Regions from separate parts of the Mus musculus genome. Here region 2 is linked to region 1. Evidence: chromatin loops called from intact Hi-C (ENCODE). Cell type or tissue: heart. All regions are shown on one strand. Each heading gives the region's core, and the rest is flanking DNA. Links, peaks and the distances in the headings are about the cores only. Region 1 has its middle 42 kb from the start of Nenf. Region 2 overlaps Fam71a (family with sequence similarity 71, member A).

What was found. Hi-C counts contacts between places; a loop is a spot of excess contacts. Peaks named below come from ENCODE experiments on the same cell type or tissue, not always from the same donor. Only the 100,000 strongest peaks of a DNase experiment are listed, where the experiment ranks them.
Region 2: it touches region 1 in a loop (9-fold over the local background); 9 of 42 quality-filtered maps call a loop at or near these places.

What each region holds. Positions count from the first base shown.
Region 1 is chr1:191,267,774-191,284,023 of GRCm38, forward strand. No RefSeq gene overlaps it. Among named protein-coding and RNA genes, the nearest start is that of Nenf, 42 kb to the right of the region's middle. In heart, for the core only: a CTCF peak has its summit at 7,936; DNase peaks (open chromatin) are centred at 7,938 and 10,078; H3K27ac peaks cover 840 bases.
Region 2 is chr1:191,146,769-191,163,018 of GRCm38, forward strand. Fam71a (family with sequence similarity 71, member A) reads right to left here. Exons shown (of 1, transcript NM_001109759.1): 1 at 15,816-16,250. The coding sequence ends at 15,919. Among named protein-coding and RNA genes, the nearest start is that of Fam71a, 9.9 kb to the right of the region's middle. In heart, for the core only: a CTCF peak has its summit at 6,521; no DNase peak of the experiment used is centred there; H3K27ac peaks cover 3,776 bases.

The DNA.
Region 1 (16,250 bases), core at 3,777-11,776:
AACAGGCAGATTTCCATTTGGGGGGGCTGGACTAATTCAAAGCAATAGGACCAATCCCCAACAGTAAAGTGTCTTCCGGTCAGCTTCACGTCTACGTTCCCCTTTAGGGACCAGCCAGAAAGAATGGGCTGCTGTCTTCCACACTCCACCCTACTTCCTCCTCCTTGGAATGTCATCTCCAGGCCCTTGCTGGAGCTGCTTCCTCGTTCTAAATGTCATCTTGCTGTTTTCATGGATGTGAGCTCTCCCTCTCTGCTCAAAACATCACAGGATTCCAGCTCTCCTCAGTCACCTTTGCCCTTCTGAATTCTTGACATTCTCCTTGGCCACATTGCCCTGTGTCGTAATTCCAGGGTTGTAAATTAGAGTGTCACACACCAGCACAGAAACTGCAAATCTGTGCACAGAGCTCTGTGGCACAGCTACAGGGGGCAGCTTCCCGGCTGGCCCCTGTGCCTCTGTGTGAATGCAGCTGTGCCCCAGTGCTTAGCACTTGGGTCTTCCAGCCCCCACCTTCTTGGTGAATTCACCACATCTAGCTTTCTGTCAGCAGGAGCTACAGGGGCTGCTGTAGCCCGAGCCCCTCCAGAGCTCACTCACCCTCCACCACCTACTGGCTCCTACATCATAGGGATGTCTGAGACCATCTTCCTAGGTTGTAGGTTGAAGGCCAAATCCTTAGTCTTTCCTCCTACAGTCAAAGACAGCTGCGCTGTCATTGCTTAGGTCGCACACCTAGAGACACAGCTGACTTCTGTTTCTCTCATGCCGGCATCCCTTCAACCTGCAACGGATTTGGACACTTGCCCCTCTTGCCATTCTGCTGTGATTCACAGCCAGCCGTTGCCTGCTTTGTCCTGTTGTCCTTAATGTCTCCTTGCCTCCTTGTGTACTCCTGCTTCCTCTGTAATTCAAGGAGTTAACTCAGCAGCCCCACTCTTCTGGGAAGTCAGCGGCGGCCGCTCCTCAGCCCATAGCCTTCTTCTGATGGGATCATGCCCTAATTCTGAGTAGGAATTGGTGCCCTCACAATGGCCTGTGTAGCTCCTAACATAGTGGTGTCTGCTCACTGCAACCAGCTGCAGTGGCCTAAAGGACTCCAGGTGTACCCCACTTTCAGGCTTGGGCAATGGCTTCCTCTCTGCTTGGAACATGTTTCTAAGAACCTGCATGGCACAGGTGGACAGCACAGGTGCATGGCACAGGTGGACAGCACAGGTGCATGGCACAGGTGCACAGAACAGGTGGACAGCACAGGTGCATGGCACAGCTGCATCTGCATCTGTGGTATTATTCAGTAGGGTCTTCCTAGCATCTCCACCCTTTTTTTTTTTTGTCCTTTCTTTTTGTCTGTGACACTTAACCCAGATGAACATGCTATATACTTTTTATTATTGTCTTTCTGATAAAATGCGAGCTCCTGGGAGGGTGGGTTTTTATCTGACACATTGTGGGTGTGTAGTAACTGTTTGTAAGGGAAGGAATGAATAGGAGAGAATGGTTCGGACATGCCTGAGTCAGCTTTCCTGGAAGCAGGAGCATGCTTATCCATGTGTCAAACTGGACACCAGGGGATAGCCGGGAAAAGCATGCTTCATACCATGAGCTCAGCCTGCTGGTCCCCTGCCTGATGCTCAGGCCCAGCCCCAGGAAGAGCATCCCAAACAGCAGAGCACACTGATGTTGGACTCCTAGTGTCTCAGACAGTCTGCCTTGTAACCCTCTTGCTGCTCACAGTCGGAGTTACTACATTCTGACAGAATCTCCAGGCTCCTGAGTTATAAATTTAGAAAAGGGAATGAGGTGTGAGGAGTGGGTATTTTTAGCCTTGCTGGTTTGGTTCCTCAGCACATGTGCGTGTAGAAAGCTTTGTCTGTATTTAGTATTAAATCAGGAAGTAAGAGGACTGAGTGGTGGGTCAGCGTCTCTGGAGGTGGCTGCGTGAGCCGGTTGCCACACAGGGTTAGGCCAGAGCAAGTTCCCAGGAAATGTCTCTGCAGAGTCATCCAGGGCTCAGCAGTAAGAGCCTTAGACCCTCCCGTTCCCTTTCCTCCGTCTGCCAGAGGCGCCAATGAAAGTAGAAGGGCCCCTCTGGGCAGGTCGTGGGCAGTCAGACTCTCAGTGAGGGAAGGTGGGACTAAAAGCTCTCACACTGGTGACTGCCACACAAGCTCCCGGGGCGGGTGAGGGTGGGGGGCTGAGAGGAGGGACAGGATATGGAGCTGTCACATTAGGACAGTGATATGAGGTCTTCCTTCCCCTTTGGAAGTTGAAGGTGGAGAAGAAGAAAACTCAGGAGGGCAAGAGTCATATTTGCTTAGAAATGACAGCATGGTGTGGGTACTGCAGAGAGTGGTGGGAAGCAGCCTGGCTGGTAGTACATTCTAGGAGATGATCCCTGCTGTGGTTAGAACTAAAACCTCCACTGTAAAGTACTCTGAAAGAGCATGTGGAGCTGGGTCGTAAGAGCTTGGTCCTCATGAACAGATTAGCCCATCTGTGGGTTCACGTGTCTGTCAGCTTCCTTCCACCTATTTTTGTTCATGATTTAGTCAGGGTTGCTATCTTGCACAAACATCATGACCAAGAAGCAAGTTGGGAAGAAAAGGATTTATTCAGCTTACACATTCACATTGATGTTCATCACCAAAGGAAGTCAGAACTGGAACTCACACAGGGCAGGAACTTGGAGACAGGAGCTGATGCAGAGGCCATGGAGGGATGTTACTTACTGGCTTGCTTCCCCTGCCTTGCTCAGCTTGGTTTCTAATAGAAACCAGGACTACCAGCCCAGGGATGGCACCACCCACAAGGGGCCCTCCCACCCTTGATCACTAATTGAGAAAATGCCTTACAGCTGGATCTCATGGAGCCATTTCCTCAAGGGAGGCTCCTTTCTCTGTGTCAAGTTGACACAAAACCAGTCAGGACAGTGTCTGAGGCCCCGTTGCCTTCGGGCTGTGATGAGGCAGAGCATTAGGGGTGAGCATGGTGGGCTGGAGCAGCTCACCTCATAGCAGCTGAGAAGCAGAGACAGCGAGAAGGGCTGGGCTGCTACCAACCCCTTTGAGAGCATGCCCAGAGTGGCCAGGCAACCTCCCCATTAGGTCTCACCTCTTAAAGGGCTAAACCAATAGCACTGTGAGCTGGGGACCAAGCTTTTCAGATATGGGCTTTCATGGGACATTTATCTAAACCATAACAATGAATTCCCCCTTACAATAGGTCTGTTTAAAAGCCAGTTTGATGCTCTCTTGGATGCCCCATTTTACCATGCGATGCCCTATGCCTCCTAGAATGCTATAGAGCAATGGTTCTCAACCTGTGAGTTGTGACCCCTTCGGGGTCACCTAAGGTCATTGGAAAGCACAAGTAGTTACATTACAATTCATAACAGTAGTAAAACTTCAGTTATGAGGTAGCACCAGAAATGATTTTATGGCTGGGGGTCACTACTGTATCAAAGGGTGGCAGCGTTAGGAAGGTTGGGAATCCCTGCTCTAGTGAGGGCCTTACCAGCAATGAGAACCTCAGAAGATGGGGCAAGCCAACCGTGAGCTTCCCAGCCTTCAGAGCTGTGAGCTAAGCAAACTCTCTCCTTATAGAATACCAGACTCTGGTATTTTGTTGCAGCAACAGAAATCAGATGAACACAAGGCTCACAGGTGGGGTCGCCATAGAATGAGAGAAAAAGAGAAGTCTTGGCGGTGACTTCTGGGATTCAGGAGACCAACTCAGTAACTGGATACCCTCCCTGCAAATGGGTTTGTAAGATGGGGCGAACAGGGAAGGCAGACCCGCAGGTCAACAAGGTGTAATCTGTGAAGCGACTGACTCCACACACAGCTGTCGGAAGCCTGAGAAGTTGCAAAACAGGGCGGATTTTGTTTTGGTTTTCAAAATGATTTCAGACTACACTGGCTAGTTTCATGTCGACTTGACGTAAACTCAAGTCACCTGAGAGGAGGGAACCTAAATTGAGAAAAGATCAGGTTGTAGGAAAGCTTGCGGGGCATTTTCTTAACTGGTTACTGATGGAGTAGAGCCCAGCCCATTGTGAGTGGTGCCATCCCTGGGCTGGCGGTCCTGGGCTCTGTAAGAAAGCAGGCTGGGCAAGCCATTAGGAGCAAGTCAGTAAGCAGCACCCCCTCTCTAGTCTCTGCATCAGCTCCTGCCTCCAGGTTCCTGCTCTGTTTGAGTTCCAGTCCTGACTTCCTTCAGTGATGAACAGTGCTGTGGAAGTGTAAGCCGAATATACACTTTCCTCCCCAGCTTGCTTTTGGTCATAGTGTTTCCTCACAGCAATGATGGCCCTAACTAGGACACAGGCCTGGGCAAGTGTGGTATGAACAATTCCCAGATAGTTTTCTTCACTTTTTCCCAACACTGTACATGAGAGCGGTCACCAATACCAGGAAATTAACCAGAGCTACCAACTTACATCAGATGTTGTACATTGTACATACATCCCATTTCTGCCCCACTGGTGTCTGGGTCTGGCCTGGGAGCCCAGCAGGCATCACCAGGGCAATCGACCTCTATGTCTCTGTGGTCTCTGGACTGAGAGGACTCCACAAGTGCCATTTGATTGTAGAATAAATGTCCTTTTTGTTGCTGTATTGTTGCTGTTTTTGTTTGATTGCTTGGTTCATTAGTTTTGTTTGGTTTTGTTTTTGTTTTATCAAGGCAGGGTTGCTCTGTATGGCAGCCCTGGCTATCCTGCAACTCTCTCTGTAGACCACATTGGTCTTGAACTTGGAGTTCCGACTGCCTCTGCCTCTGAAGTGCTGGAAATAAAGGCATGTGTCACCACGGCCTGGATTTTTTTTTTTTTTTTTTTTAGAATGTCATTAGATTTGTGTTTGGCTGAAGTGACTGCCTACTTTGGACACTTTTGGCTGGAACATCATAGTTTATGTTGATCCATCCCAGATTCTCCAGGCAAGAGAATATGTGTCAGATTACCACTATGGCAACTGGTCACCTGGTGCAGGTGGTGTCCACCAAGCCTTTCCACTCCAAGGTCACCACCTTCCCTTGCTATATTAAGTGTCATGAGGAGACACTGACATTATGCAAACTTCCTCCTCATCGTATTTCCTCCCACAGATGTTCGTTTCCATTGATGCCTCTTACCTAAAATAATCATCGCTGTGCTTGTCAAGGGGTGGACCTGTGTTTCCACCATGTTCCTATAGACAGCAAGATCCTTTCTGTCTCATTCACTCATTCATTCACCCACACACTCACTAATTCACATACAGTGATCTCTGGTGTCTACAGGAAAGAGAGGTGTACCAGAGAGAATACTGAAGTCCCTGGAGCCTCCAAACTCCTCACATGAAATAGTTTGGCATTTGAATATAACCCACGTGTCCTACACTTCACAGCCTTTCTGTGGCACTTATTGTAGAGAGACTCTCTTGTGCACTGTGTGGAAGCATCATCTGTCAATAAAAAGCTGATGGCCAATCAGGTGAGGCAGGATTAGAAGGTGGGACATCCAGCAGAAAGACAGGAACTCTGGGATAGAGCAGGAGGTGGAGAGATTTGCCCCAACTCTGAGGAAGTCGGCCGTATGAATCTTGTGCCAGACATAGACTAGAATAAACAGATTATATAAGTTACAAGCTAGTTGCTGAACAAGCTAACACTTATGAGCTAGGCATATATTCATAAATAATTAAGTCTCAGAGTAATTGAACAAAGAGGTTGGGTTGAAAAGCTCACAGTTACAACTTATGCCTAATGCAGCATAAATGCTGTGTAAATAGTTGGTGAATATGTTGTTTAAAGAATGAAGCCTGTGCAGTACAGATGGGGTTCTGAAGTAGTTTTGGTGTGCAGCTGTGGGACCCACAGGTAGAGAGAGGCAGGTGCTGCTTATCTGTATCAGTGATGTGAAGTGTTTTATCTGGACCATTAGAATAATGTACTGGGATGTTTGTTGTGGTCACTCAAACTGTCTGATCCCTTCCCGTATTTATAGAGGCTCCAGTCCATGCCTGGCTTGCCCATTGCTTTAGGGCCATGAGCAGGGTCACAGTGTGGTAGGATTGGGTGGCAGGGCCCTGCCTGGAGTGGAAAAGAAAGAAGAGAAAGGAGCTGAGGTCCCAATACCCCACCCAAAGACATGCCCCCAGTGACAAGAAGACCTCTCTCTAGGCCCCACCTCTTAAAGGTTCTACAACCTTCCATGGGCACCGCTCTAGGGAGCAAGGCTTTACCACATTCTGGAGAAACTCATCCAAATGATGAATCAATTGACTAGTTTGTTCATCTATAACCTGAAGAAAACCTGAAGTGGATGGGCGAGGGCTTGTGTAGTGGCTCTACACCGTGTTCCCGTTCCCAGGCTCCTACTACCTTTCTGTACTGCCACACTTAGGATGAGGTGTGTCTTCTATTGTCAAGATTGCCATATGGTCATGGCACTGCCACCACAACTCCAGTCATCCTATCCTCATTATAGACCAGAAAATGAAAATGAAGATAGTGGGCAAAGCTGCTTGTCAACTGAGCCTCCTTGAAGTGCTCTCTCAGAAGCCCCTTAAAGTGCTCCCTCAGATGCCCCTTGAAGTACTCCCCCAGAAGCCCCTCGAAGTACTCCCACAGACGCCCCTTAAAGTGCTCCCTCAGATGCCCCTTGAAGTGCTCCCCCAGAAGCCCCTCGAAGTACTCCCTCAGACGCCCCTCGAAGTGCTCCCTCAGAAGCCCCTCGAAGTGCTCCCACAGATGCCCCTCAAAGTGCTCCCTCAGATGCCCCTTGAAGTACTCCCCCAGAAGCCCCTCGAAGTGCTCCCACAGACGCCCCTTAAAGTGCTCCCTCAGATGCCCCTTGAAGTGCTCCCCCAGAAGCCCCTCGAAGTACTCCCTCAGACGCCCCTCGAAGTGCTCCCTCAGAAGCCCCCTGAGCAGTGTCTGCTTCTATCTCAGTGACCACACCAGTGATCTAGGAGCATCCTACCTGCAAGTTAGTCTGGGAAATGTAGTTTCTTGGCTGGGAGCATTGCTCCCTGAGGTGAACAATGGGCATCTCTAATAAGGAGAAAGGATGGGTAGATGAGGGTGGTTATGAGATGGAGCGTGTCTAGGGTAGTATGGCCGTAGACTATCACAGCTGAAATAATGGAGTTTATGGATGAGACAGGTGCCCATAGAATTCACTTACCACAGGCCACTCCCCTTATTAAAGTGCTATGCAATCCGGGAAGGGGCGGCTAATTAATTGAAGGAGTGATTCCAGTTTCCAGTTTGGAGAAAAAGAAAATGAAACCTAAAGCCACCCAGTAACTCACCTGGAATCACCCATGGAGTCCTGATTTCACTATCTCAACTATGCCAGGCTTCTGCTTGCCTGCAGACCTCACCTGCCCAGCTTGGCCTGTCTCAAAGAGAGACGCTCTCAGGGGCTCTCAGAACACTCTCATGACCTGCCCGGAGTCTCCTCAGGACAGTCTCAATAGCTCAGAGTGGCAATTTATAAACAAAGACCTTACTTAAGGATTCATTCTGAAAATAACTTAATCTATTTTATACCTTTTTAAAAAATCACATGTCAAGTTAAAAAAAAAATGAAAGGGGACATTTTCAGAGGTCGAGAGCCTTTTTATTGGAGACCCCAGATGCAGGGCAGGGCAGGGAACCCGAGGGTGGGGCAGCAAAATAGGCGCTTACTTGGGAGCCTCTGTCTGGGAGGCTCCGGGGAATGGAGGCCGACTTGAGGAGCGAGCTGCTTGTCCTTGTGTGTAGCAGTAGAACTCTGGTTGTCCTGTGGCTGGGGTCATATCCTTACCGAAGGGCCCATTGTAAGAAAGGTCGGTGTATCCCTAGCCCACTACCACACACATGCACGTCCTGAGAGTGGAGGAAAGCCTAGGGTCTCAGGGATTAGACTGCTCTATGGCCCGACAGCGGCTGTGACCGAGCGCCCCCATGGGGCGGCATCTGGGACTGCATGTAGAGGGACTGACACAGCGATGAATGTGACCCAACACAAAACCACAGGCTTACTTAAGACCTTATGAGGGACTTTTGTCATCCTGTTTTGTGATTCAACTGTGTAGTTCTGAGCATAAACTGTAGATGACAACACCACATTGCAGTATCAAAAGGTCGATCACGACTGGCGGGTGACCTGAGTCAAGGAGTATATGTAAGCCCCTGACTTCTGAGTCCTAACATAGTGTCATAACTGGTGTGGTGACATATGCCAGTAATGCCAGCACCCGGGACACTGAGGCAGTAGGATTGCTATGAGTTCAAAGCCAGTCTAAACTGTGCAGGAAGTTTAAGGCCATATAGAACTTGGGCCCTAATAGCCAGACGCTGTTTCAGAAAACAAAACGTATTTCACTGCGACTGTTTGTGGTAGATAATGATGTCATTATTAACGACATATTCCAATAAATACAGAAAGAGTGGGCTGGAGGGAGGAGGGCTGAACAGTCATTTCTGTTTCAAGATAAACTAGAGCCATCCTTGACCTCTGGTGGTGCTTAGAATGTTAAACTATGACATGGAAGGACTCATGTGCTCCAGTGCTGTCTGAGCAGGCGCAGAGCTCTGAACCCTGCACCTTGCTTTGACAGACAGGTGAGAAGTGGGAACACAGCCAAGGGCCAGCAAAGTGGCTCAGTGAGGAAAGGCGCTTGCTGCCAAGTCTAGTGATCCAAGTTCAGTCTTTGGGACTCATATGGGGGAAAGAGGGGCGCAACTTTCGTAAGGTATCCTCCTGCCTTTACAGGCACACACATGCATCACACACACACACACACACACACACACACACACACACGCACGCACGCGCGCACACACACACACACACACACACACAGGTAATTTTTTTTTTCAAAGGAGAAAAACAAAACCCCAGCAGATCCATTGGAAGTGTCACATGGGACTTTCCTGGGCAACTGAAAATTTACTTTTTAAATTTATAAATTTGCTTTTTAAAGTGTTACGCTTAGCCAGGCGTGGTGGTACGAGCCTTTTATCCCAGCACTCTGGAGTCAGAAGCGGGAGGATCTCTAGAAGCTCCAGGCCAGCCTGGTCTTCCAAGACCCTGTCTACGCAGCAGTCATTATACTCTCTAGCCGTCAAGCTCAGAGGTGGTGTTCCTAAGTGTGCGGCTCCTTCCTGCCTCTTGTGCAGCCGTTTTTCTGACATCATCTCTAATGTCCCCGAGCCTACCTGACCTGGGTGCCATCTTGGTTTTCTGTTTTTATTTTGTTTTTCTGATTTTCCTCACCCTCCAGGTGTTTATGTTGCACTTTGCCGGAGGACTTCTCACCCAGACATTTGGTTTGGCGTGGTTTTGGGTTTTCGAGACAGGGTTTCTCTTATAGCTCTGGCTGTCCTGTACCTCACTACATAGGCCAGGCTGGCCTGGAACTCACAGAGTTCGGCTGCCTCTGCCTCCCAAGTGTGGGGATTAAAGGTGTGCGCCACCATGCCTGCTGTTTTACCACCTCTAATCAGCTCTGGGGTTGAGACCAAACAGGAAAGCTCGCAGCCAGTCTCAGGGACAAAGGAAGCTGTCACCACATGCCGGTGTTGCATTGTCCCTTTCAAAGCTACCATTCATTTTCTCAGCCATTCTGTGAGACAGAAATTTCTGTCTTTATTTATAAATCAGGGACCAAGGCTCAGAGAGTCTGGACAACCTGTCTGAAGCCACCCATCAAAGGGCAGGTCCAGCTCCTGGTTCTGATCCCAGTTCTTATTCTGAATTCTTGCTCTTAAACAAAAACTTTGCAGAGGGAAAAGATCCTGTCAGTCACATGAGTGAAGGGTTTCCTCATGATGACACACATAATCCCTGTCTGTGCTCGGCTCTGGTTGGAATCCCAGCTCAGCGGAGGGCCCCTCCCCTTATATGACTAGGGCACTCAAGCCAGGTCATGTGATTACCTTCGCCCATGAGCAGGCATTTCTCCATGTGACATCACACAACAGTTGAGGCTTGCCCAGGTGCTTCGTGGCCTCCCGGGGCTGATGCGGAAGTTTCATTTCTCTGGGTGACATCACACTCCGGTTGCTGACTGCCCAGGTGCTTCATGGCCTCCCGGGGCTCACGCGGAAGTTGCATCATCTCTGATGCTTGGCTTTTAAGTTGTTTGTCTTTGGCTAATATTAAGCTGGAACGGGGTCAGGGAAAGTTGTCAAGGCAACCAGACAGCAAATACACTTGCTATAGCCCTCGGGTGAATCATTTCATAGGCCTGCAGAAGGCCAGGGCTGGGCCTCCATGTAGAAGAGACTGAGTCTGGTACAGTGACGCCGCCCCGCCCCCCCCTGCCCCAAGCACTGGCCACTTAACCTGCTTTAGTGCATGGCCTCCTCAGCTCTTAACCCAAGGAGAAGGAGGCAAGAGACCCATTCTCCAAGCCACAGGCCAGAGCACATTTCCCCCTGGAGTGTCTCAAACCTTTGTGTACACAGAATCCCCTAGAAGGTTCAAGAAGACAGAGCTTGGTGACCCCCACGGCACCTGACTTTACCATTTGGTAGGTCTGAGGTGGGGTCAGAGAGGTCACATGTCTAGTAATTTCTCAGGTGATGTAACCTATGAGCTCAACTTGTTGACTGCTGTCTGTGTGCCCTCCCTCACCATTCCTGATGACTGGCACTTGTGATGGGCGGGGGGCAAGGCGAGGAGTAGCCTCTGGTGAGGCTCTAATCTGTTGAGGGTCTTCGGCTCTAGACTTCTCCTTTTCAGCCAGTTAATTGAGTGTGAACTTGGGGAATCACCTACCTTCCCTCTAAGTTGTATGTCACATGAATAGAAAGCTTCTGACACCAGCTGCTCAGTACTTGAAAGACTAACCCTCTCTCTGCCTAACCCTCTCCAGCAACCCCCGCTGAGGCCTTGAGTCTGTTTCTTTGCCTGGTGTGAGGGCTACAGGAGCCTCCCTAGACCTGCTCCCTATTCACACTGGGCCTTCAGTGAAAACCTGTGGTGTTTCTCAGTTCTCCCTGGCACATGGCCCCCTTCCCGTCATGCAACAGATACAATAACAACAACAACAATCTAAGTACACTGGAGCTGGGCAGTTGGCTCATTGCAAGTGTGAGAACCAGAGTTTGGACCTCCAGCACTCAGGATATAGAAATGAGAGGTCAAACTGGCAAGCTAGAGTGGCTGGATCAGCGAGCTCTGAGGTCCAGCAAGAGACCTTACCTTAATACATAGATAAGGTGGAACCCAACTGAGGAAGACAGCCAACATTAACGTCCTGGGGCCTGCACACACACACACACACACACACACACACACACACACACATGCACGCATGCACGCACGCAAGCAGACATACACACTACATGTGCACATACACATGTAGAATCATTAGATATGAAGCCAGAGAAACTCACTGGTTGCAACCCAAGTGTGATGAAGATTTGTGTCACTGAACATGGAGAAGGAGGGCAGAGCCGTCCTGCAGGATGGGTGGATTCCATCTGAGGAGAGGAGGGGCGTAAAGGCTGCAGTGTGCCTGCAGAGTGGAGGGCGGAGATTGTCACCTGCCAGAGGTCTAAGGATGAATGCTAAATGACTGAGAGGTGGGGAGGGGTGAGAGAGGGTAGGGGAGGGTGTGTAGGGTGGGTGGTGAGAGGATATCCAGAAGGTGGCTACAGTGGTCATGACAGGAGGTCCAGGGTGGTGGCTGTGGAAAAGCATAGGAAAGGTGTGAGCTGCCACCCGCTGACCCTCCTACACTGGAGGTAGTCCAGGCATCAAGAATGGCTTGAAATGTGGACTAAGGTCCATATTTTAGGGAAGAGAAGGTATTTGGTGAGTGTGTACAGTGAGGAGCTTGGATAGGCCCCTGATTAATTAGAGAAGCCCCCGACATCCTGTGAATCTGCTGTGGAACACCCCACAGTGTATTGTGTATTGGGCTGCTACATTGTATAATAAATGTGCACCATTGTTACTTACCAATTAATAGTGATAAAAGATGTCCAAGCTATCGCCTTCCCAGAGCTCTTAGAATGCATGGTGAGATGTTTACTGTTACAGTTTATATGTATGTATCTTGGTCAGGGTTTCTATTCCTGCACAAACATCATGACCAAGAAGCAAGTTGGGGAGGAAAGGGTTTATTCAGCTTACAATTCCATAGCACCAAGGAAGTCAGGACTGGAACTCAAGCAGGTCAGGAAGCAGGAGCTGATGCAGAGGCCATGGAGGGATGTTCCTTACTGGATTAAGACAGTAAGTCTTTCTGCACAAGTGTAGTACACTGTGTCTGTGCCTGCTGCCTATGGGATTCAGAAAAGGATCTTGATCCTCTTGAGCTGGAGTTATGCATGGTTGTGGACCTCCATGGGGTTGCTGGCAACAGAACACAGGTCCTCTGCAAGAGCAGCAAGTGCTCTTAGCGGCTGAGTTTCTTTTCAGCCCTAAGATGATTTGTTTTAAACATCAACTTGACCCAACCTAGAATCACCTAGGAAGAGAGTCCTGAGCGAGGAATTTTTTAGATCAGGTTGGCCTGTGGGACATCTGTGGGAGATTGTCTTGACTGTTAGGTGAGGTGGGAAGATCTGCCCGAGTGTGGGAGACACCATTTCTCAGGTTGGACCCTGCACTGTGTGACAGAACTGTCCAAGAGTGGGCTGGGGCGATGGCTCAGCAGTTAGGAGCATTGTCTGCCCTTGCAGAGGACGTGGGAGCCAGGCTTGAGTGAGTACAGAGAAATACACACAGGCAAAACCCTCATCGTAATAAAAAAGTTAGAAGAGGGACGGCAAACAAGCGTGTTCTCCGTGCTCTGCACTGTGGGTGTCGGTTTCTGCCCTGACTTCCCAGAAATGGCGGACTGTCACCTGGATTGTAATCCAGATAAACACTCCCCTGACTTGCTTTTGGGCATGGTGCCGCAGCCTGGGATGAAGACAAGGGAAGACTGAGGGTGAAGATTTAGGATCAGAAAGCATCAGGCAGAGAAGGCCACGGCCAGGGTGGCCCTAGCTGTCACCGGGTAAGCCTGTAGCCCCACGTGTGCCCATGAGAATGGCACTGCACTCAGTTCAGGCTTGTTGGGGAGTGAAGAGTTCAGACTCACTACACAGAACCCTGCCTCCTCCCAGAATGCACAGCAGCTCTGCACTGTGTGCCTGGCTCCCTGACAGGACTTCCCCACGAGTGTCCTGCCCTGGAGTTTCCCGAGCACAGGCTCCAGCAGTCCTGCCCTTTCCTGTCCACTCTCCATAGATCCAGGACAGGATCCACACAGGGGACCCCACTGGGTCCTTGGGTCCCCTGGACGGGATTCCTTCCTAGTGCACTTCGGGTAAGATGTGACCGGCAGACTTGTGACTCCCCATCCTTCTGAGTTTAGATAAGCTCTAGCTGTTTACCTGGCCAGCTCGCTCCAAGCCTGTGAGATACCCGGAATTCTGGGTAATGGGATAGGAAAAGATTGCTGTGATCCAGACCTGCCCAAGCCCACCTGTCCAGAGGCTCCCTGTTACCCAGTGTTTTCTAGTTCCCATGGTGACCAAGAGCACAGAGCAGGGTTGTTATTGTTCCTGGAAGAAAAGGGAAGGACCGAGTTTGAGACTGACGTCCGTCTGCCAGTGGGCAGCTGAGTCACCCTGCCATGGCTTGGCCCGTCTATAGAGTCACTTCCCCATGGTCTAAGGCTCCCACTGGCTTCTCCTCCTCAGCGAGAGCTAGTCCTCTGCCCATGTCAGTAAACAAGCACCTGAGACCAGTACTTGTGTGCTGAGCGCAGCCCTCAGCCCTATGCATGGCTAGCAGAGTGGGGAAGGACATTACTGACAGACCAACACTCTGCTTCCAGGGCGTAGGAGCTGGTGGGCAGGTACAGACCCTGTCCTTGTAGCACAAGGTCACAGTTGGTTTCCAGGACCTCCTTCACTCTGCCTACCTAACCTTGGCCATACCATTTTGCCTCAGCAGAAGAAACAGAATTACCTCGTCACTTCCTGGTATCTGGTCTGCCCCCAGAAGACCAGGAGCCACCTCCAGATACCACTGATACATGGACTTGGGATTAAGTTTTCCAACACATTTTCCTCTGGGGTGGCGGGACATTCAGACCATGGCCATCTCCTTCTGTCGCTGCATGGAATGAAGAGCCTTCACTTCACAGACATGGAAGAGAATAGAACAAAAGATTCCACAGATCAACTCAGGGTGGTGTCAACAAGAGACAGCAATGAGGCGGAACACCCGGGTCGCCGCTAACTCTAGCTCTCAGGCTGTGCTGGCCACTGGCTTTCCCTACCAGAGGACGGTTTTGACGGGCAGACACAGTCACTGCACTAGTGGGTGCTCACCGTGACAGATCAAGACAACTGTGTGGTATGCACTCCGGGTTTCAGTCTTCCCGGACATCTAACCAACCTGGGTTTTCTGGGCCATGGGGACCCAGGCCATTTTCTATGCTGACCCCTGCCTGCGCTTTTGTCCCCTACAGAGCTGGTCTGAAGCACAGTCCTCTTCCCCGTGCATGAAGACCAAGAAGGGTGATCATAGAACCGGTTCAGTGGGTGAGATGTTTATCTGTAAACACTACAAAGAACAGGGCCCAGAAGGCTTTTCGGGGGAGCCACAATCAGTTTCTCAGTCTCTGCTGTGTGTTGTGTGTATTTGTGTGTGTTGTATATGTGTCACATGCATATACACATAGACATGCTACATGGATACATTATCAGATTTTAGTTTTATGTATATATGTACAATATATGTGCAGTGCCCAAGAAAGCCAGAAGGGGGTGTTTGTGAGCTGCCATGTAGGTTTTGAGACTCAAACCTGATTCTCTTAACCACCCTCTTGAGCCCCAGGTAGCACATTCTAATCCTAGCATTTAGCATCAAATGTCTCATAGCTGTGGGTGGGGCTTAATTAGCCCTCTAAGTCTCACAGGTGAGTGGACTAGATCCCAGAGTCAGTGCAGCAAGAGTTTTGACAATTAGCTGACAACCTAAGACAGCCTAAGCATCCAATGAGGAAATCTATCCTCTCCTTCCTTCTTCAGCCCCACCAGGCTGCCCATAGCTAAACCCAAAGAAGGCTAGTGTGCCAGAGCCAAGGCCCGAGGGGAGAGCATCTGTCACACACGTGGTACTCAGGTTGCCACCCAGAGCCTTGGTTAGTGACACTTAAAAATCTGCATCCCGGCTGGGCCTGGTGGTGAATGCCGAGGCAGGTGGATCTCTGTGAGTTCAGGGGTAGCCTGGTCTACATAGTGAATTTCAGTACACCTACAGCTATGTAGAGAGACCCTGTCTCAAAATAACCCCCTGTGCCTCAGGCATGTGGGTGACACTGACTGGGAGAGCCTCAGGCATGTGGGTGACACTGGCTGGGAGAAACCCAGAGCTTTCCATGTCCCCAGGCCAGCATGATGCTGTGCGCTCTAGACACGCTCCTTTGACAGGGCTGACAGTCAACCTCACCAGCTGCCCTGGTCTGTCAGGACGTGGGCTACGGGTCAGAGCACAGTAACAGAGGGGCCTGTGTGGGTGAGAGGAACAAAGAGGCCTGTGGTCACGACACCCACATACAGTCGCCTGGACTCCTCAGGGACAAAGGGCAGAGTTCTAATTTGGGCTCACAGTGGGAGCAGGAGAAACCATGTTCTTGTTTTCTGCACACTTGTGGTGGGCTTGCTCAGCCCTTGCATTCGGCCTGTTCTGGGTTCCCATGAAACTGTCTCTAACCTCATGTTCACAGCCCACACAGCTGATCCCTGAGGCCATCATGGCTTGGTCACATGCACACTCCTGAACAGTGTGGCCAGGATCCTGACACCATGGCTGGGCCCTACTATGTGCCTGGTTAAGAATCTTAGATGGTCTCCTTCATCGGGTGGCTTGTCCACCGTGCTCCCTGACAGCCGGGCTGGTCCCCAGTGGGGATGGAAGTCTATGGTGCTCTCTGACAGGAGAAATGTCACTTTAGTCCTCTTGATTCCTTGGGAGACAGCCCCACCCCTGCCTTGGGGCTCCTCCGGGCTCCTTGCTCTGCTAGGTGTTTACCTGGGAGTTGCTAGTGTGGACTGCACGTAGCCCTTTGCACTTCCTTCTTCAGTGCTCCTTGGCCTTTTGTCTGCCGTGCTCCTGTCAGTGGCTGTGATTGGGGCAGAGGGTAGAGCACCTTGCTGAAGGTGGCTCCTGGACCTTGCTCTCTCCTCCACCCAAACCTCCCTAACATCCCAGGCTCAGGGACTTGTCTCACCAGCTCACTTTATCAAAGTAAGAGAAAGAAAAG
Region 2 (16,250 bases), core at 3,315-11,314, 120 kb before region 1:
AGAAAGGAGCTTCAGTTGAGGAAATGCCTCCATGAGATCCAACTGTAAGGCATTTTCTCAATTAGTGATCAAGGGGGAAAGGCCCCTTGTGGGTGGGACCATCTCTGGGCTGGTAATCTTGGGTTCTATAAGAGAGCAGGCTGAGCAAGCCAGGGGAGGCAAGCCAGTAAAGAACATCCCTCCATGGCCTCTGCATCAGCTCCTGCTTTCTGACCTGCTTGAGTTCCAGTCCTGACTTCCTTTGGTGATGAACAGCAGCATGGAAGTATAAGCCGAATAAACCCTTTTCTCCCCAACTTGCTTCTTGATCATGATGTTTGTGCAGGAATAGAAACCCTGACTAAGACAAATTGGTACCAGAAGTGGGGTATTCCTGCGACAACCTGACCATGTTTTGGGGAGGTCTGTGGAAGGACTTTGGAACTTTGGGCTTGAAGATCCATTCGTTGTTAAGAGCTCTGTCAGATGTTTTGTAGGAGCTTGGAAGATAATGTTGAGAACAGTGCAGAAGATGGAGGCCTGGCTTGTGAAATTAGAGAGGGAAAATTAAAGACTCTTTTCAGGGCCATTGCTGTTTTGATTGTGAAGATTCTGTAGTTCTGGTTAGCTGGGGCTGAAGAATCAGCTGTGATTAACAAGATACCAGAACTACTAAAGCAAAAACTTTGCATTACTGGGACTATTGATGCTGGTTAGCTGGAGCTAAGAAATTAGCGGTGATTAAGAAGAGACCAGCATCATTGAGGTGACATCTTCTGGGAAGTGTTTTCTGAGAGCACAGTGGCTGTGTTCCAGATATAGCCAAAGTTGTACCTTGTGCTGTGGCTGGACTTGGTAATGTGTAAGGGTCACCCAGGTGGTACTGGGTTTGAAGGCATGAAGGAGTTGAGCAGAGCAGCTGAGGCTTGGCACTGTGAGAGGCCATGGAAGGCCATTGGTGAAAGTGCAGCCTCAATTGCAATTGATGGCCCAGGACTGAAGGGGTCATGCAGTGTTTTGGAGATGCCAGTACCATGAGATGACCACCAAGAGCAGCAGCAGCAGTGGAGTACAGGAATCTGGAGCCTAGAGGATGATGCGTGTGCTACAAAGGGCATGGCTGGAGAAGTGACCCAAGCCCTTGGAGGAGCCCAGAAGATCGTAAGTTGGATCCCAGACATTGGACGGTTGGAGATTGACTTTTGCTTTTGATTGTGACTGTGCCCTGATATTTTCCCTCTTGAAGGAAGAAACTATTTTAGTAGAGCCCACAGTTAAGAGACTTTTAATTGTAAAAAGACTTTGGATTTTAAATGATATGGATATTTTAAAGAGACTGAAATTTTAAGAATATGTAAAGACTGTGGGATGTTTAAAGTTATTTAGACCTTGGGGATGAATAAGAATGTAAGGGTTGAGGCTTACTAGTGATGTGTTTGTGTGTCAAGTTGACAAGGGGTCAATTGTACTGGCTAGTTTTGTGTCAACTTGACACAGCTGGAGTTACCACAGAGAAAGGAGCTTCAGTTGAGGAAATGCCTCCATGAGATCCAACTGTAAGGCATTTTCTCAATTAGTGATCAAGGGGGAAAGGCCCCTTGTGGGTGGGACCATCTCTGGGCTGGTAATCTTGGGTTCTATAAGAGAGCAGGCTGAGCAAGCCAGGGGAGGCAAGCCAGTAAAGAACATCCCTCCATGGCCTCTGCATCAGCTCCTGCTTTCTGACCTGCTTGAGTTCCAGTCCTGACTTCCTTTGGTGATGAACAGCAGCATGGAAGTATAAGCCGAATAAACCCTTTTCTCCCCAACTTGCTTCTTGATCATGATGTTTGTGCAGGAATAGAAACCCTGACTAAGACAACCAACAACTTATGAGCTGAATGTGAAAACACTCAGAGCACATTACCAATAAAAAAGGAACCAAATGAAGCAGTTAATTTTAGACCAATCAGAGAATATTAATTTTTGTAGCTACAATCATAGAATAAAAGGCACTTTACCATTTGTCAAAAACATTAATCATGAACCATTTATCAGCTTTTTTACTCCGAAACTAAGAGGCTGTGCACTCGCCCTTTTTTCCTAAAACGAACAGTTTTTCCAGCAGGGGTCCTCCTGCCATGTGTCTGATTCCTGGCTGAAGCACGTGGCAGCTCTCGGCTTTGCAGATAAAGTTTTTTATACCATCTTTATTATCCAACATAAAACATAGAACATTCATTCATACAGACTGGACACGAACATACATGAGTTGAACATGAGAACAGATTGGTGCACCAGACATTAGACAGACACAAAAGGGAACAGAGTACTCCTGCTATAAGGCCCAGAGAGAACAAAGCATGGCACTCCTGAAATTTCTCTTTGCTTTTTGGGACATTTTCCTCCCTCATGAAGCAGTTTTTATTAACTACGGCAATCTGCCTGATTATTAATTTCCTTTTAATAAACCCTTTCTTTTCTCACGCCTAAAAATGTAGCTCCAGAGAGCCATGGCCTACCGCCTGTTATAGTTCCCAGCTCCTCTTAAGCTTCACTGCTGAACCTAAGTGAACCAGCGCTCGGGTTTAACGCTGTTTCAGCTTAGCCCATACCTTCTCCGGTATGAATTTCCTTTATCCTTTAATTATTCCATGGAGCTCCAAACCAGCAGTGCCTCTTCCAAAAATCCTTTGCCGTTTTTCAGTCCCTAGTTGGCTCGTCAAATGTTGTGTCTGGCCAGTAGATCACAACCTGGGTTCTAGCCTGGAAAAGCATTTTGGAAACCTGGAAGAGAAGAGGGGCTGGGCTGCGTGAGATAAGGAAGGAACCAAGACAAAGCTCTCTGCTCAAGGTTCAATTTTTACTATTTTGGCACTCAGTTATAAAGGAAGGGGGAGGGGCCCAATTCACGCCAAATAATCTTGGAGTCCTGTAGCAGGATGATCACGTGATGGCTTTGGACAGCAAAGCGGCAGGTTCCAGCAGTAGGTGTGGCAGAAAGATTGAGCAGGAAGCTCCACCCCTGAGCAAGCAGGTTTCAGGCTGGGGGAGGGGAGACTACAAGAGGGCTCTTAGCAGGTCCTTCTCCACTGTTCAACTACTCGGTTAATGCCCACACAGGTCTCTCACCTCTGCCTCCAGTATGGACTTGTTCTTTCTCGCAAGATCCAACTACTTCAACCAGATGTCATGGCAGACACTTTTAGTCCCAGCACTTTGGAGGCAGAAGCAGGTGAATATCTGAGTTCAAGTCTAGCCTGCTCTGCAGTGAGTTCCAGGATAGCCAGGACTACACAAAGAAACCCGGTCTCGAAGCACCAACTGCTCAGTGCTTTGAGATATTAGATGGCTCAAACCTGGAATTCCCACCGATCAGAGACACAGGACCTTGTCCTAACAGACACTGTCTCTTGGGCTCAGCCACACAATCAGCCTCACTGACTACCATATCATTTTGGATTCGGCCAAACTCAGCATCCCTAAATACCTGCAGATTCCAAGGCTGTTTTATGGGATGCTGGTTGATGTTAGAGATCCTAGTCTTTGGATTTAAGGATCAGGAATGAGGTGGCTGTTTGAATTGTTCCTCACTTGCTCTACACAAAATCTTCCATCTGTGTCTAGAATCTGGGGCTGGGACAGGTTCCAAGAAGCTAGGCATCCTATAATGGTGAGGTGGCAGATGCAAACAGAAACAACGCCGGTTTGGTTACTTACAGGCACTGGTTCCAAAATGGACGGCAGCTGCGGACCTTCTTGGAGATCCATTATCACTATGCTCTTGCTGTGCGCAGGGCCTTAGGAAAGTCCCTCTCTAAGCCCCAGCTCCCTCCTATGTAAAGCACATCTGGGCTTAGTCAAGGCCCTTCCAGGATCGATGTACTGTGATCTTGGTGTCCCAATAACTCTCAACTTCCTAAGAAGTAGCGTTTGAAGATTCAGAAGTGGGTCGGTGGAGCAGAGAAGGAAAGGTGTACCAGGAAGTGGGAGAAGAGTTAGAAAATGAAAAGAAAGAAGAGTAAGAGAGAAAGGAACTTCAAGATGACCCTTGTAGATACCTCAGGGTGGAGGCAAATGGTATTTTCAAGAGTGGTAAGAATGTAGTCATCCAGAGTGCTTAGACTTCCACTTCCACCCCCACCCCCATGATCCAAGTGACCTGCCCACTTCTCTACAAAGAGCAGTGCAGTCCTTCTGTCTCCCTGTAAGCCAGTGGAGGTCAGATCTGTTGAGAAGCCAGGCCTGATGTTACTGATTGTACAGACAACAAAATGTGGTGGGAGTTGTGCCAGAAGACTGAAGCTTGGTTAATGTTGTGCGACTTTTTCTGGGGAGATATACACAATCGGCTACTCACCCCAGATAGGGCACAGACCAAGGAAATCAGTTCACCCAAGCCCAGCCCAGTGACCATGTAACTCAAGGGCAGTTGCCTCACTGAACAGCCCACCCCAGCCTGGGTGGAGGCTCTGAGGACTCACCATGGCTGGCTGAGTCCCTGGAGCTCTCTGCACAACTTGCAGGTGGCTGGTGTGGGCTGAGACCCTCCACTTCAGCTCGTGTTTCTGCATATAGACCCTTGTTAGGGGTCTTACAAATACGGAGATTCTACAGGGACGCCAAAGCTTAACCCCTGAGCCTGGGAGTTTTGTTAACTTCCTGAATCCTCCTCCCTCCCTCCCTCCCTTCCTTCCTTCTTTCATTTATGTACTTGGGGGAGGGACATGCCCCAGCACATGTGTGGGTGTGAGAGGGACAAGCTGTGGAAGTCCCTTCCCACCTTCCACGATGTAGGTTATAGAGATCGTTGATAAATGCCCTTCTCTTCTGATCCATCTACCTCACTGGCACGACTCCCCAAGTCTTAGTAAGCCTTTCTCCAGGACAAAATGCTTCACACTAGTCACACACAGTCAGAAACAGCTTCCCATGACCTGGAAACACATTCTCACGGAAGCCAAATGAACCATTAGAGACCAACTGTCTGGAGAGACCACACACAAGACTTCCTGTTGATAATCCCCATTAGTTGTTTCCCTCAAGGCTCTGGATGTGACTGAAGCTGTCCTGAACTCTTCAGCTATGGAATTTCTTGCCTGCCGACTCTAGGCAGGCCAAACATCAGGGTTTCCAGAATCAAAGCCAGGTTCTTCGGAAGAGCAGCCAATGCTCCTAACCCATGAGCCACATCTTCTCCCCTGGAAGCCATCTTTTAATTTTGCCCACTAAGGAATTACAACAAAGCTACCTAGTCTTCTATATACATCATGGAATTGTGTGTAAGCTGTACCATGCCTGGTGTAACCCCAATTCAGTTCTTAGTACCCATGTTAGGTGGCTCACAATCTAACCCCAGAGGACCTGACGCCCTGTGGTTCCAGTCATCTGCATAAACCAGTCATGGCGACACAGGCCTGTAACCCCAGAGCTCAGGAGAATGCTGTGTTTCCTCATATCTTCCTGAATCATTGTGGTGGCAGTGGGAAAGAGAATGGGGTGAAGCGGTGGGCATCATACACCTGTGGGAGGGTGTCCACAGAGGTGCTTTGGAAGAACGTGGTGTAGCCTGGCATGGTATACTGGGCATAGACTGAGGTTCCTGGCAGCCAGCACTGACAGGCCTTGTCCTTTGACTGCCCTCAGGATGAGGAATATCAACCCCTTGGCAGGCATACATGTGGAGAAGCATGTGTGGAGGGAGATATGTATCTCCACAGGGCACGTCAAACGCTCCAGACTGGCAGAGGAAGGAGCCTGTGAGTCCCGTGTTTTTCTGATCCTGAAGAGCCCCGCTTGTGCACACCCCTCACTCCTGGGTCACATGTCATATTTGTGGTCATGCAGACTCAGGAGTGCCAGGTGTGTGGTATTCTGGGTTCTCCCCTAGGGTGTAGCATTTCCTTGCTTCAGATGAATCTCTTCTCTCTGCACTGCTCACACCTGATCACCACACCCAAAGCCCTGACACGCAACCGTGGGCTGCCATCGACCAGAATCTCTCAAATCCTTCTGTTTGCCGGACCATTGCCTCTGCTGATTGCTCCTGCCCTCTCTCAGGCTTCCCCTTCACACTGAAGCCTCCCTCTAAACTGCCTACCACTACACCTTGTTTTGTTTTGTGGGGCTGGAAATGGCCTGGAACCTACCAGACAAATGCTCTAATCTGAGCTTGGTTTCTGTTACCGTGTGTGCTAGGCCACCTCCGTGGTTCCCACCTTGCCCACAACTGGTATTCAATAATCATTTCTCAGATGGCTTCCAGGCTGCAGAGGGAGTATAATGCTAACCCCACACCACCTATTGCTGAGTTGGACTCTCCATTCCCATCAGGGCCCAGAGTCTTCAGCTGCCTGGACAAGGCATACCCTCTTTGCCAGCTTCCCCAGTGTCACCTCTGCTGCTACCTGCTGAAGGGGTGGTGTCCTTGACAAACAGGCTGATTATTAGTGATTCAGCATTAGGCAAACTGTGGTGTGGCAAAGGGAAAGGTGACTGTCCACAGACAACCACGCTGGTTCCCCTAGATCAAGCACCAAGGGACAGTAACAACATATGGCCACAAGGGGCTCTATTGAGCAACACGCCCCAGGAGACTGCTAGAACTTCTAGCCTGGCCCTATTCCGTCTCTCAGAGGAATGTAGATTTCAAAGCCCACCAGCACTCGCCCCCTCTGCTTCCCCCAACACTCCTCTGAATGCCCTATGTGGGTTTTTTGTTTGATTTTACCTCCAAGCTGTTTTATCCACCAACACACGTCTTCCTCCGTTGAGATTCCTGTCTTGCAGCCCTTTCCACAGACCAAGGGAGGAGATAGCCCCAGTGTTCACTCTGCTAACTCTAGATGAGTGTAGTATAGTTCCAAACCATGACCTTCAGTCTTCGGGACAGGAGAACAACGGTCCTTTTCATCTCGGCTATGTCTCCTGATTCCATCTTTCTCTTTCCATAGCTGCCTGGGTCCCAGGCTCCTCTTTTCTAGCCCGGCTCACTACAGGATCCCTAGCCTCCAGATGGCTCCCCACCCACCCACCTCTGAGCCTCCAGATAGCGCCCCACCCACTCACCTCCACTCCTCAGCTCTACACTCTGGAGCCACGGAGATCTAACTCCCATCAGGCCCTGCCCGTCAGTGAGTCTCAAAGGCCTGCGTGTTCTCATGGCTCCCCAGGCCATCAGTGCCTGGTTCTCCACCCAGCTCTCACCCAGCCCCTCAACCTCAGTGACCCGAGTACCTTGATGTTTCAAGCTTGCCTATTTTGCCGGCCCCTGTGCTCGCTCTCTTCCCTGTGCCCTAGAGACCTGGACCCACACCTGCTTCAGGAAATCTACGAACATGCGATCCCCCAAATACACACGTGTCAGGCAAGCGAGTGCCTTCCAGGCCTCCTCTGCTGGTGTCACAGGCAATGTCCCTCTGCACCTAGAAAGAGTCCTCCAAAATGCTGATGTGTTAGGTGAGCTATGAGGACCCAGGACAGGGAGCTGAGCGTTGTGCAAATGTTTGGAGTGAGGTTTTTGTTTTGATTATTTTTGGTTTTGTCTGTCAGACTCTCACTGACCTGTGTAGAAATCCTCAAATTAAAGAAATGCAGTGTGATTTTAGTAATTTCTACACTTTTTCAGTCAAAGGGCAGACTGGCTATGAGTGAACCTCCTGCAGGAGGGGAATGCCTCCCCAGTCTCCTTGGAGCTCTAGGTTAATAATTCCACGGTTGTTTGCCTCAGAAATGCTGCCCTATCTAATCTGCATGCTCCCTTCCTTTCTTGGGAAAACTTGACTCACTCCAGCAGTCTTTCCTGCTGGGGTCAAGAGCCTCCTTTGGCTACAGGAAATGGTTGGAGTGGGCAGGCCGTGAGCTAGCTTCCTTTCTCAGCAGCAAGCCCTCAACCCTCAATGCCCACCATCCTCTTCCCACTCAGAGCTGAAGTCGGTGATAGCCTCAAAAGCAGCTTTAAGGACTTGAACCTGGAAATCCAGACTCCCAGACATTAGCTTTGCGGATTTTTTTTTTTTTTTTTTTTTTAGCTATAGAAGTTTTGAAGTTTTGGTATGGCGAAAACAATTCTGCTCAGCCTTTTAAGAGTTTAATTAGTGGGAAGGGAGGTCTGAAATTTCAGGCAGGAGGTCTGTTTACAGCTGCAGGGCAGGGCAGAAGCTGAGTAATAGAAACCCAAGCCAGGGGGCAGCTGAAAAGGTGGTCTGGATCCTTCTTAGACAGGATCACCAACAACTGAGACCCTACTGTGTTCAAAAGTCAACACACACTGTCAGGCTATATCTAATCTTGTGACCCCACAATCCCCTTCTCCTCTTGATCAATAGATAGTGCGCATCCCTCCTGAGTTTCCCAGTCAGCGTCTGGTGGCCAGCCCAATCTGGACTCATTCTCTTTTCTTGTTCCTAAAATAGGACTCTGTCTAAGGAAGTGGGCTGGGGTGGTCTGTCCTGCAAAGGCCCTACTGGACAATGAATAAGTTACCTCCCTCAGCCTTTTTTTCTAATAACCAATTATGGTTTCTTGAATCCTAAGAAAAAGTTGCTACATAAGGAAAAAGATGTAAGATATGTTTGGGGAAATTTTACTACAATGCCAACATTTGTGATACTAAAGTTGTAAAACAAACAAACAAACAAACAAAGTAACAACAACAACAAAAAGATCCCCAATGTCCTCACTCCTTAAATACAGCCATGAAAGATGTTGGCCACCAAGTTTGATGGCCTCGGTTTGATTCCCCAGGACCCACGTAATGGAAGGAGAGAACCAGTCCCCAAAATGTTGTCCTCTGACCTCCACATGCTGACCATGGTTGTGTAAACACACACACACACACACACACACACACACACACACACCATATTCCCTCTCTCACACATGCACACAGGGTCCTTCTATCCCCCCGTCTCTGTCTCTGTCACTGTCTCTCTCTGTCTCTCTGTCTGTCTGTCTGTCTGTCTGTCTGTCTCTCTCTCTCTCTCTCTCTCTCACACACACACACACTCACACACACACACACCATATTCCCTTGAAGAATAAAAAAATAAAATAATGACTGCCCTGAGAACATGGGCCCCAGCCCCTGGCCAGATGGCCTAATTCCCCGGAACTTTTGGGAAAAACAACCACAGAATGTTTCAATGTCCCAGGTGCCTTGAAGTAAATATCTACCCCTAGACTTCCCCTATTTCCTCTCCGATCCTCCCCCTAGGTTGTGTTTTTTGCCTTTATAAGCCTGCTGGAAAATAGGGTCGTCGTTGGACTCCTCTACTCCTGAGTGGTGTATGGGTCTCGACCTCAGCATGCTGGTTTGTGTGCCATTAAAACCTCGTGTGTTTGCAGCAAGCTTGACTGTTGTGACTATCTGGGCTCGCGATTCCTGAGACTGGAGTGAGGGTCTCCCTTCGGGAGTTCCTTCATGTGGGGGCTCATCTGAGATTCCACGACCACCCAGAAGTCATAACATCACTTGGAGGTAAGGCATTGTGTCTGTCTTATCTGTATTTCCGTCTGTCTGAATTCTGGCGATCGCAGTTTCGGTTTTGCAGACGTTCGTTTGAATCAGCACTCCGGGAGGGAGTGTGGAGTGGATAAGAATAGACATATTCAGGTGTCCACCGTCCGTTTGCCTTGGGAGACGTCTCAGGAAGACAGGGGGAGGGCCAGGGATGCCTGGTGGACCCCCATCTGGAGACCAGGGGGACCGACTCTCCCCCCCCCCCCCCCCCCCGGCAATCTGAGGCGGCAAGGGCCGTGGCCGGTCGGCAGTGTCTCAGTTCTTTTCTGGTCGACTCGGAGCAGGAGACAGATTTTCTCTATTTCAGTAATTGTCGTTTGTCTTGTCTTTGTCATTTGTATTATAGATTTATAAATGGGACAGACTGTGACGACCCCCCTGACGCTAACCCTTGACCTCTGGACGGACGTTAAGACTAGGGCTCATAATCTTTCTGTTGAAGTCAGAAAAAGACCTTGGCGGACGTTCTGTTCTTCGGAGTGGCCCACCTTCGGAGTGGGTTGGCTGCGAGACAGGACTCTTAATCTTCCCATCATTTACGCTGTTAAGCGCATTGTCTTTCAGAACCCTGGAGGCCATCCAGATCAGGTCCCCTATATCCTGGTCTGGCAGGATCTGATCCAAAATCCACCACCTTGGCTCAAACCTTGGACCATGGGACGCGAGATGGCGACCGTGGCAGTAAAACCGAAAGTCCCAGCCGTGCGAGCAGTCCGCCCACCCCTCCACATATTTATCCTGAAATTGAGGAGGTCTCTCATTTAGATCTCCAACCACCCACTTACCCTACCCCTGCCCTTCAACCTCTTCCTCCATCGGTGCCCCGCCCCCCAGCCTACAAAAGGGGCCGGTGATAGTGGGCTGGTGGCCGGCACCCGGAATCGCTGGGGCCGCAGTCCGGATGGAGCTGGCCCGGAGCTGTCCTCGGTGACCACTCTGCCGCTCCAGGCATACGTCGACGGGCCGCCCCCGGGCCCTAACAAACTTGCCCCTCTTCAGTACTGGCCATTCTCCTCAGCTGACCTCTACAACTGGAAAACTAACCACCCTTCCTTTTCAGAAAATCCGTCTGGGCTCAGTGGCCTCCTTGAGTCCCTAATGTTCTCCCAACAACCTACGTGGGATGACTGTCAGCAGCTCTTGCAGGTCCTCTTTACCACAGAAGAGAGAGAACGCATCCTTTTGGAAGCCAGAAAGAATGTTCCCGGGCCGGACGGAACCCCCACTTCCCTCCCTAATCTCATTGATGCTGCTTTTCCCTTAAACCGCCCTGACTGGGACTTCAATACTGCTGAAGGTAGGGAGAGTCTTCTGATCTACCGCTGGGCTCTAGTGGCGTGTCTGAAAGGAGCCGCCAGGCGTCCTACCAATTTGGCTAAGGTAAGAGAAGTTATTCAGGGTCAGATGGAGCCCCCGTTGGTTTTCCTAGGACTGATGGAGGCTTATAGAAGGTATACCCCTTTTGACCCCACTTCAGAGGGGCACCAAGCTGCTGTAGCCATGGCCTTCATCGGTCAGTCTGCCTCTGACATTAAAAAGAAACTTCAGAGGCTAGAGGGGCTCTAAGATTACACTTTACAGTATCTTATGAAGGAAGCTGAGAAAGTATACCACAAAAGGGAGACAGAGGAGGAGAAACAGGAAAGAGAAAAGAAAGAGGCAGAGGAAAGAGAAAATAGGCGTGATCGCTGCCAGGAAAGGAATTTGACTAAGATTTTTGGCTGCAGTAGTAGGTGAAGAAAAACCAGAGAAAAGGCATTCAGGGTACCTGGGCGACAGGGCCAGAAGACCTCCAGGAGGACAGAGACTCCAGCTTGAAAAGGATCAGTGTGCCTATTGCAAGGAAAAGGGACATTGGGCCAGAAAGTGCCCCAGGAAGAGGCAGAGGGGACCTAGAGTGTTGACCCTAGAGGAAGACTAGGGAAGTCAGGGCTCAGCTCCCCTCCCCGAGCCTAGGGTAACACTCTCTGTGGAGGGGACCCCCCATCGACTTCCTGGTGGATACATGAGCAGAACACTCAGTCTTGACCAAACCATTGGGACAATTGGGATCAAAAAGGACCATGGTAATGGGAGCCACTGGCAGCAACTTTTACCCCTGGACAACGAAACGGACTCTAGAAATAGAAAAAAAAACCAAGTAACATTCCTTTCTTGTAATTCCCGAATGTCCTGCACCTCTGCTGGGAAGGGATTTGTTGACTAAACTAAAAGCACAGGTTCAATTTACTCCTCAGGGACCTGAGGTCAGTTGGGGAAAGGATTCAGTAGTATGTTTGGTTTTGGGTACGGAGGAGAAATACCGTCTTCACGATCGGGGACCCAAAAAGTTGCCCTCAGATGAATGGCTTTTCCTAAAGTCTGGGCAGAACAAGCAGGTATGGGACTGGCTAAAAGGGTGCCTACAGTAGTGGTCGAACTGAAGGCTGCCTCCTCCCCTATATTGGTAAGGCAGTACCCCATATGCTTTTGCAACTGCACACATCCACGGGGCCATATACAGGCAAAGGGGCTTGCTCACTTCAGCAGGAAAGGACATTAAAAACAAGGAAGAAATACTGGCCCTTTTAGAGGCCGTACATCTACCAAAAAAAGGTGGCCATCGTCCACTGTCTTGGGCACCAGAAAGGGGGGGGGACTCAATCTCAAGGGGAAATCAGATGGCTGATCAGGCGGCAAAGCAGGCAGCCCAAGGGACAATAACCTTGGTAACTGAAACCGTGCCGGATCCTCAAGCCTCGGATCCTAGTTTCAACTACCCCTTTAAGGACTGTGATAAGATTGAAGATATGACAGAGGCAGGAAAAGCCCAAATGTTTAGTCATCATGGACTGGCAAAGACTAAAGATGGGTGGATTATTCTACCCTCCAAAGAAGGAAAGGACTATGTGAGGCGTATTCACCAACTAACCCATCTTGGAAGTGATAAACTCAAGGCCTTAATTAAAGGATCTAAGTATTATGTGATAAGGTTAAATTCAGTAGCTGAAGAGGTAGTGAAGTCATGCAAAGCTTGCACCTTGACCAATGCCACTCGGCCTTTCAAGGAGCCTGGAAAGAGGCTAAGAGGAGATAGGCCGGGGGTTTATTGGGAAGTGGGCTTCACTGAAATTAAACCAGGAAAGTATGGTAACAAGTATCTCCTAGTTTTCATAGACACCTTCTCAGGATGGGTAGAAGCTTTTCCTACCAAATCAGAAACCGCTCAGGTAGTGGCCAAGAAGATCCTTGAAGAAATCCTGCCTCGGTTTGGGATCCCCAAGGTAATCGGCTCGGACAACGGGCCTGCATCAGTTGCCCAGGTAAGTCAGGAATTGGCCACACAACTGGGGACTAATTGGAAATTACATTGTGCTTACAGGCCCCACAGCTCAGGACAGGTAGAAAGAATGAATAGGACCCTAAAAGAGACCCTTACTAAATTAGCCATTGAGATCGGCAGTTGAGACTGGGTGACCCTCCTTCCTTTTGCACTTCTCAGGGTCCGAAACACTCCTGGACGTTTCGGCCTCACCCCCTATGAGATTCAGTATGGGAGACCGCCCCTCTTAACTGAGTCAGGTGGGATATTGGATCCCAACACTGACTTTTCCTCACCCTCTGCTCTGTTTACCCACTTAAAGGCCTTAGAAGTTGTCGGAACACAGATCTGGAACCAGATCAAAGAAGCTTACACACCGGGGACCACAGCAGTGCCCCACGGGTTCCAGGTCGGAGACTCGGTCTTTGTCAGACCACATCGCGCTGGCACGCTTGAGCCCCGGTGGAAAGGACCTTATCTGGTGCTGTTGACTACCCCCACGGCAGTGAAGGTAGACGGAATTGCCGCCTGGATACATGCCTCCCATGTAAAAAAAAGCACCAGGCCAAGATGGAGGTAACTGGATGGTGGAAACTACTAATAACCCTCTTAAGTTGTGTCTCCATCGTGAGGGTAACTTCAGGCAAGGGCATTTACCCTCTAAATCCTCACAACCTGCTCCAACTAACTTGGGAGGTACTTAATGAAAAAGGTGAGGCAGCCTGGTCCATTACTGCCACCCACTCATTATGGACTTGGTGGCCTAACCTTACGCCAGACATTTGTAAAATGGCCGCTGGCCTAACTTCCTGGGATCTCCCAGACCACTTAGACCGAGTAAGCCCCCCATCCGAAAGCAAGTGTGTACCGGATGGAATAGGGAGCACGTACGGATGCTCTGGGCAATTCTACCGGGCTAATCTCAGGGCAGCAGAATTTTATGTGTGCCCAGGACAAGGCCAGAGTCGGGCACTCTGCCGATCATGTGGAGGGCCAACAGATTTTTACTGTGCTGCTTGGGGATGTGAGACCACAGGGGAAGCCAGCTGGAAACCCTCTTCTTCCTGGGATCTGATTGTAGTCAGAAGAAATAGCTCTCATGATGAGTCTAACCAGGGAGAAAGAGACAGTTCCAAGTATCCCAAAAATGGGTGTGCCTTTAGTAATAGCTCATCTGGCCCCTGTAAGGGCCAGTACTGTAATCCCATAGTTATAAAATTTACAGAACAAGGAAAAATGGAATACTACCTGGATTAAGGGAAACAATTGGGGGCTCCAATTATATGCTGCGGGATACGATCATGGGCTAAATTTTAGAATTCGCCTAAAGATTGAGAGTCCTCCTCCCAGGCCAGTGGCCCTAACCTAGTTCTGCCTAATCCTCCCCCAAAACCACTAGTTCCCCCACCTCCGCCAGTCCCATTACTTCCCACTCAAGTCCCTGTCTATACTGGTGTAACCCCTTATCAGGAGACCACCACACCTCTTCTTTTGGGCACAGGAGATCGTATGCTCACTTTGCTAGATGGGGCCTTCAGTGCACTAAACCACACCAACCCAAATGTGACCCGCTCATGTTGGCTCTGTTTTGCCTCTAGTCCTCCCTATTATGAAGGCATAGCCCAGATACGGTCTTACAATCGGACCTCAGATCATTGGGGAGATAGACATAAGTTGGCCCTCTCCGCAGTTTCTGGAGAGGGCCTCTGCCTAGGTAAGGTCCCCCAGGGACATAGATCCCTCTGTAACCAGACCATCTCCACACTGTCTGCGGATAAAGATCTATACATAGCTCCCCCCTCTGATACTGTATGGGCCTGTAATACTTGGCTCACTCCTTGTATTTCTACTTCTGTCTTTAATGCCTCCAGAGATTTCTGTGTCTTAGTTCAGCTAGTGCCCCTATTTCCTCTCCGATCCTCCCCCTAGGTTGTGTTTTTTGCCTTTATAAGCCTGCTGGAAAATAGGGTCGTCGTCGTCGGACTCCTCTACCCCTGCGTGGTGTATGGGTTTCGACCTCAGCATGCTGGTTTGTGTGCCATTAAAACCTCGTGTGTTTGCAGCAAGCTTGACTGTTGTGACTTTCTGGGCTCACGATTCCTGAGACTGGAGTGAGGGTCTCCCTTCGGGGGTTCCTTCACCCTCTCTCACACATGCACACAGGGTCCTTCCATCCCCCCCCATCTCTGTCACTGTCTCTCTCTGTCTCTCTGTCTGTGTCTGTCTGTCTGTCTGTCTGTCTGTCTGTCTGTCTCTCTCACACACACGCACACACACACACCATATTCCCTCTCTCACACATGCACACAGGGTCCTTCCATCCCCCCGTCTCTGTCTCTGTCTCTGTCTCTGTCGCTGTGTCTCTCTGTCTCTCTGTCTCTCTGTCTGTCTGTCTGTCTCTCTCTCTCTCTCTCTCACACACACACACACCATATTCCCTCTCTCACACATGCACACAGGGTCCTTCCATCCCCCCGTCTCTGTCTCTGTCTCTGTCTCTCTCTCTCTCACACACACACAGTACGTCTTTGCTTTTCCTTTACTTTCTTGTCTTGTTTCTGAACTCTCCTATAAATGCAATGATAACCTATTCTCCGATTTGCTCCTTTTCAACATTATGAGGAAAATGTGCTGCCTGAATAACCCACCTACTACATAGTATGAACTCTCATTTTGTTACTTGAACTGTTTCCATTGTTGGCATGCTAAATCATTTTGCTAGGAATATACTCATAGCTGTCTCTAAAAACATATACACATGACCCAAACACCCAAGCACAGACACGTGAGTCTCAGGTGCACGGGTGTGTGCAAAATTGCTAAGTCCAGACTGCCTTAATAGCCTGTGCTGATCCCCTCTCCCATTTCCGACCCTTGAGTGTATCACAAGCAGAGCAGCAGCCATAGCTGAGAGCACCCACATCATGGAGAGGGAGTCCTCATCCAGGTGCAGCCAGGAGTCTCACAATGACATCACAGAATTCACTATGAGGTCACTCCTGAACTTCCAGGTATGAAAATGCAGACAGCCCTTTTCAGGTAGTCCTTTATTTAAACTGCACTGAGAAAACTGGAGTGGATTCCAGGGATTTGCCCTGGGCCCTGGGTCCCTTTGCAGTTTTTGGCTCTGAGTTATACTTTAATGAGCTTCAAAGGTCACTGTCTCCATGACCTCGGATGTCACAGAATCAATGATTTCCAGGCCCTGGCCATCCTCTGCCTCCATGATGGCCTTTACGTCGGTTGTCTCTAATGTCTTAGTCATGATGCCCACATCTTGGCCACGTGGTGCCAGGCTTTTTCCAGCCAAGCTGGCTCTGATGTTTCTCAGGAACAAGCTGATTCTGCCCACCCTCTTGCTCGTAGAGGCAGAGCTGGCAGTGGAGATGGTCCGGGACAGTTTGTGAGAGCTCCGGGACTCCTTTGTGATGGGGACATGGCTGACCCCTTTGTGCCACCTATTGCGCTTGC